2 separate regions of the Homo sapiens genome follow, and region 2 is linked to region 1. Evidence: chromatin loops called from intact Hi-C (ENCODE). Cell type or tissue: MCF 10A. All regions are shown on one strand. Each heading gives the region's core, and the rest is flanking DNA. Links, peaks and the distances in the headings are about the cores only. Region 1 overlaps PDGFC (platelet derived growth factor C). Region 2 overlaps PDGFC (platelet derived growth factor C).

Region 1 (2,925 bases), core at 203-2,702:
GGGGGCGGATCCTCATTTTCAGACTCACAAGACCTCAAAGCTAAAGAAGGAACATGCTGTTTTTTTGCAGTGGACAAATCCCTGCCATTCTGCTTGCCACTTTCTGGATGAATGCTCAGGCATCTCTTCCTTTCTGATTACATCCCTGGCTGCTTTTCTATGCCACTCCATGGATTACTGCTTCAAGTTTATACCCCCTTCCCATATGATACAGTCACCTCACTTGACACATGTAGGTTCCAGACCAGTGCCCTCCCTTTCTGTAACCTCATGAACTAACAAGGTGTAGATATTTAATACATATTAACCTGGATGATAGCATGTATTAACTCAGAGGAGCTGCTTACTTATAAATAAGTAAAAGAGTTAAAAAATAATCGTCAATGAGTCAATCAAATAAGTTACCACATAGCTTTCCCCCCAATAAACCAACACTTGGACCATTCAACATTTTTTTATTCACTATGCATGCAGCTTTAGCTATGACTAAACTTTTACAAATAAGACTTGCAGGGTTACCATTTAGACGTAACATGCACTAGATTCCATTCATGGAGGAAACCAGTTGGCTGCTGTTGGAGATTGGGCAACCGACAAGATTAGAAAAAAAACCAAAACCAAAACAATGCCTGTTAGCTTCAGATCTCCTTTTAGTTTTGGAGTTTGCTGTATTAAACTGTTCCATTACACTTTGTAGAATTGTGTGGAGTGGAGTTCTGTTGATCTAAGAGCTTAATACCCATGACAAAAAGGTTCAAGTTTTGTATGTGAACTCCTACTTACAGTATTGTCATCATAGACATGAAGAATGTTAAGAAACGCAGTATGGCAATTAAGAGCACTAACCTTGAAGGTGACCCAAATTGGAATCCCAGTTTTAATTCTTGGCCAAATATTTTAACTGTACTAATTCAAAGTTTTCCTGCATGTGTCATGGCAATAATTTCTGTTCTTTTTCATTAACCTTGGGAAATTATTAATATGAAGATTACGTGACATCTTATTTTTGTATGTATCCTAGAAAGTATAAAATGTGATATGAATTAAGTTGGTATTAATAGAAAGGTATAATGTTCAGGGAAAATATCAGACCTGTATGTGAGATTTTGTAATCACCACTGGGTATTTGAGTAGAAGAAAACATGAGAAAAAAATAATAATGTGCATAGTGTTAAGAAATCATGGCTGAGAAGAAGGTAGGCCTCTGTCTGGGCAAGAAAACTAGGTTTTTGAAGATAATAGCTTTGAGTGAAAAATGAGAGATTTGTAATCATCCAGAATAATGGTGTCTGAATTCTTCAGCACGTGGTAGTAGACACACGACGTGTTTGTTGTCTCAGAATTCTGAGGGCAATTCACAAAGAAATTGTTACAAACCATGAATCATTACACAACATTAGAATACCTCAAAAGAGTGAGTAACTCAAAGCTCTTAACAGATCTTGAGAAACTTGAAATAATAGGCATGTTTTTCTTGGGTGAGCAATCTCTCTAATTATGTGAGAGTTGTGTGTGCCCTTTCCTGCTCCACCATATTATGAATGTTTAGTGTAGAGAATTACTGAAGGTTTGCACACCAATTGGTAAAAAATGCAAAAATTACCAGTAGTAAATATACAAGATTGTTTGGGTAGGGGCAGGGACATTGGAGAAAAAATGAAAGACTAAGAAAAAAGTGATGTGAATTTTAGAAAAACACAAAGATTAAGCAAGGTTGAGTGTTTTGAGAGGAAATCAAAGCAACAGGTAAAAGAAACCAGTAACACAGTTAGTTGACTTTTTTAAACTGAGAGATTTCTCAAGAAAGATTTCTTGATAATAGAGTAAGAAAGAAACATCCTGTGATGGGGATGTTCTTTACAGAATATTTTGATCTCCAATTTAATTTTATGTCTGAATTTATAATCAGAAAAGGTCTTGTTTCCTTATGGTTTCATCAAACTAAATTAAATTGTAATTGCTCAGATGGTATAAATATGTGCACAAAGTTGATTATTGAACATTGTATAGTGGCCAGTTGGCTAATTGTAACTCTAAATGACACCATAATATGAAGTTTTGTTTTTATTTATATTGTTCTCTAAATACCAGGGTGAGTATGATGTTTCTGATAAGTGCATAAAGAAAACATGAACTTATAACTGGAGCAATAGGGCAAGGCTGCATCTTTATTACTTAACTCTCCAGTTGTAAAAACAAGTACTACGGTTGACAAGACACCTCTCCATGGGTACCTCCGTAATTGTCATAAATTTAAATTTATTGTAATGTTTTAGACCTGTTTGAACTGTAGTACACAGCCCATTATAACCATGTTTGAATTATATTTATCAATCTTTTTTTTTTTTTTTTTTAAGACGGGGTTTCACTCTGTTGCCCAGGCTGGAGTGCAGTGGCAGGATCTCAGCTCACTGCAGCCTCAACCTCCTGGGCTCAAGCGATTCTCCCACCTCAGCCTCCCAAGTACCTGGGACTGCAGGCACATGCCACCACTCCTGGCTAGTATTTTTTGCAGATTTTCACAGAGACAGATTTTCGCCATGTTGCACTCTTGAGCTCAAGTGTTCGGCCCACCTCAGCCTCCCAAAGTGAGGGGTTATAGGCCTGTGGCACTACACCCAGAAGACAATAAAATATTTTTTAAAAGTGGATTATTTGTAAGGGAGATATCTATTAGAAAGCTTTTTGAACTATTCACGGAATAAGTTTCAATTTTCTATTTTTTCCTACTAGTTTAATATTGAATAAAAATGTATACATTATTCTTCTCCTGGTATCAATCAACCTGGACTCCTACATTTTCTTTGCTAATGATTGATTTCTTTTTTGGAATGATACGATTACTTTTGTGACATTGTCACTTAAACAATTACTAAGAAAAAGTTAAAATATATGACCTCAGGTAGACTCTTAATTTTCATATTT
Region 2 (2,925 bases), core at 202-2,701, 61 kb before region 1:
CATATCCATAGCGCCTAGATCAGGGCTTGGTAGTTACTCTGAAATTGAAAGATTCAATAAGTGAATTTTTACATGAAGAAAAATGTGAACTGCTGATTTTGTCTGTTATATCAATTGTCATTTTACTTTTGCTCTTTTTGCCAATTTCTAGAATTTTTTTCTTATTTATTTCATAAATTTGTAGTCATTTAGCAATTCAACAATTATAAACATTTGGAAGTTCTGTGTATTTGTGGGTATAAATAGATTTTTTTTCTGATTTAACACTGCTTTCAAATTGCTTATTGAACTATAGTGGAGAGGAAAAAAAAAGAACTTTTCTTCTACCTCTTAGGTTTAGAAGTTAAACTACAAATTAAACTGACAAAAGACAGAGTAACAGGAGAAAAGGCATATTAATTTTATTAATATTTTAAATTTTGTGTGCATAAGGGCTTCAAAGTAAGGATGTGAAAATCTTAAAAAGCAGTTAGACTTGGGATTTTCTATACCGTTTTAATGAATGGTGATAAATTGTGGAGGAGTGACTAGACAATGGAAAGGGGATTTGAGCTTCTAGCGCCAATGAAGTTTGGGAAAGTGACCAAAAAACATGGGGAAACTAATATTATTATCTAATCATAACAGATAATGTTATTTTAGTAAGGTTATTTTAGTTAAGTCTGCATATACAGTCTCATTCCAGCGCCAGCTGTTTGTCTGTGCTAAGGGTCACTTTCCTCATCCTGGAATGGAGGGAAAGGGGGCATTTATGTCATCTTCAAAAAGGAAAATTTATGTACTACTTTTCGGCAGATAACTGGAGAACGGAGAACTTTTCCCAAATCTGTTTATTCTTACTTGTCTTCAGCTCAAAATAATCCTTATGCCAGAAAGGCATATTTTAGGGTGTCATACTCGAGACCCCTTCATAATCATTGATTAAAACATATGACTGTTTCTGATAGCATATATAGCCTAGGAAAAATGTCATAGGTAGTGCTGGTGGTTGTTGGACATGCTGTTGCTTATGTACCTTTGAGTGAAGCTATTTTTATTTCCTGTTATGCTTACTGCTTGTTTTCCTGAAGGTAAAGCTGTAAGTTACAAATATATGTGACCCAATTCTTAACAGCTTCTGCCAGGACTGACCCTATATCATCTCAGGTATGTCCTCAAGGGGACGTAGGGGAAGGGGAAACAGTTCTGTTTTCTCATTTGTGCAGTCTTTGATTTCCATAGAAAGTCAAAAGTCATTCTAGTAATACACACTTAGGAAATGTGAAGTGCTATGACTCATTTTATTTTGGCTTTGCACAGTGTAGAAAATTTCTTGGCTAGGAAGAAATTCCTTTTCAAACTACCAGTCCTCCCCAAACAATTCTCCTCCCTTCTGAATAGGTAGTTCTCTCTTTGCACAGACATTCTTCTGGGCTTAGCTGCTGTGTAACCTCTTAACCCTTCATTAATAATTTCCTGAGGCCAGTTTGTTATAAAGAAATATTGCAGCACAGACAGTGTGTGAGCAAGAGAGAGAGAGAGAAAGAGCGAGAGAGAAAGAGAGAGAGACACACACACATACTACTTTTTAATGACCAACTAGAATGGGGTTAATGCTCTGAAAGAAATAAAAAAAAAAGTACACATTAGACTTTTTCCCCATTACTTTGCACGTTAATCAAGGAGATCACCCCCTTAGGCAGAAGGTAATAAATACTTTTCAACTTCTCTCTGTTATTCAGAATAAATGGCTCATTTCTATATTATACACATATTTAAATGCTTTGAGTATTTAAAAGAATAATCATGAATCTTTCAAAGAATTCTTAATAGTAGGAGACCGTTGGTGAGTAAATTTATCTCTTTTTGGTTCTTAACAAAAGAGATAGTCTCTCTTTTCTTGAAGAAATCACCAAGGAACTGGATGTTTTCAGAGATGGACATTTGGGCTTCCACTCTCCTGCGCTATAATCCTTTCTCACCTTTCTCATATTTCAGCAGCACAGGACCTCGGTGAATTTCACACTGGTCCCTTGGCTAGCCAGTAGAGCAATAAACCTCCCATGAGAAATGCTGTGAATTACACAGAGCTGTCATTACTCAGGGGATACGGGGCAATGATCAAAATGCTGCCTCCACAGAGAAATGCTCACACTCTAATGTTAAGTGAAAAAGCAGGGTGAGAATAAGATTTTAAATATTTTTATGTATGCCCCCATAAATATTTCTATGTATGTAGAGGAACTAGAATGAAATACACTAAAATGTTGTAAGTATTTCATCTATAAAGGCTGTAGGGCAGCGGTGGGGGTGTTGGTACTTTCCTTTCTAAAATACATAGTATTTTCCAAATTTCCTATAGTAAGCTTATATTACTACTATATTAGAAACAATGCTGTGCTAATTCCTTAAACCTAATTTAAACAGAGGGTTCAGGGAAGGCAAATACAAATAGCATTTTCTCCTATTGTAACGGAAAGCACCTTAATATGCCAAGACTTTTTTTAGAAGCCTAGGAGGTGGCATTCTTAAAGGTGGCCCTTCAGGCTTAAGATTTAAAATTGGCTCTTAATTTTATCCCAGAGCTCGATGTGGATATAGTCAAAGCGGCCGCAGCAGTCGGTGCAGGAGAGCCATCACAACAATTATCTATGTTGTTTTTGGCAGTTTATAAGAAATGTTGTTTTCACAAGACCTAAGAGTTTTGTCTGGGAAGAAAGAAGATAGCTGCCAACATTTGGCACCATATGGGGTTTTCGTCTTTTCCTTTTTTTTTTTTTTTTAGCTGTACATCCCCTCTTGAGCCTTGAAGATCAAGACAATATTCTGGGAGGTTTTTTTTTTTTTTAGTACACTTGTTGGAAACATCTGGAAAATGCCATTAGGTTGCACACCATGGACTTCATTTATAGACAAGTGTGTGAGATAAAAAACATGGAAAGAAAA

What was found. A loop is a pair of places that touch in the nucleus more often than their neighbours do. Peaks named below come from ENCODE experiments on the same cell type or tissue, not always from the same donor. Only the 100,000 strongest peaks of a DNase experiment are listed, where the experiment ranks them.
Region 2: it touches region 1 in a loop (3-fold over the local background); 6 of 110 quality-filtered maps call a loop at or near these places.

Annotation. Positions count from the first base shown.
Region 1 is chr4:156,887,432-156,890,356 of GRCh38, reverse strand. The region is part of intron 1 of PDGFC (platelet derived growth factor C); the gene reads left to right. Among named protein-coding and RNA genes, the nearest start is that of PDGFC, 83 kb to the left of the region's middle. In MCF 10A, for the core only: no CTCF peak of the experiment used is centred there; DNase peaks (open chromatin) are centred at 566 and 1,396.
Region 2 is chr4:156,948,053-156,950,977 of GRCh38, reverse strand. The region is part of intron 1 of PDGFC (platelet derived growth factor C); the gene reads left to right. Among named protein-coding and RNA genes, the nearest start is that of PDGFC, 22 kb to the left of the region's middle. In MCF 10A, for the core only: no CTCF peak of the experiment used is centred there; DNase peaks (open chromatin) are centred at 1,347, 2,007 and 2,657.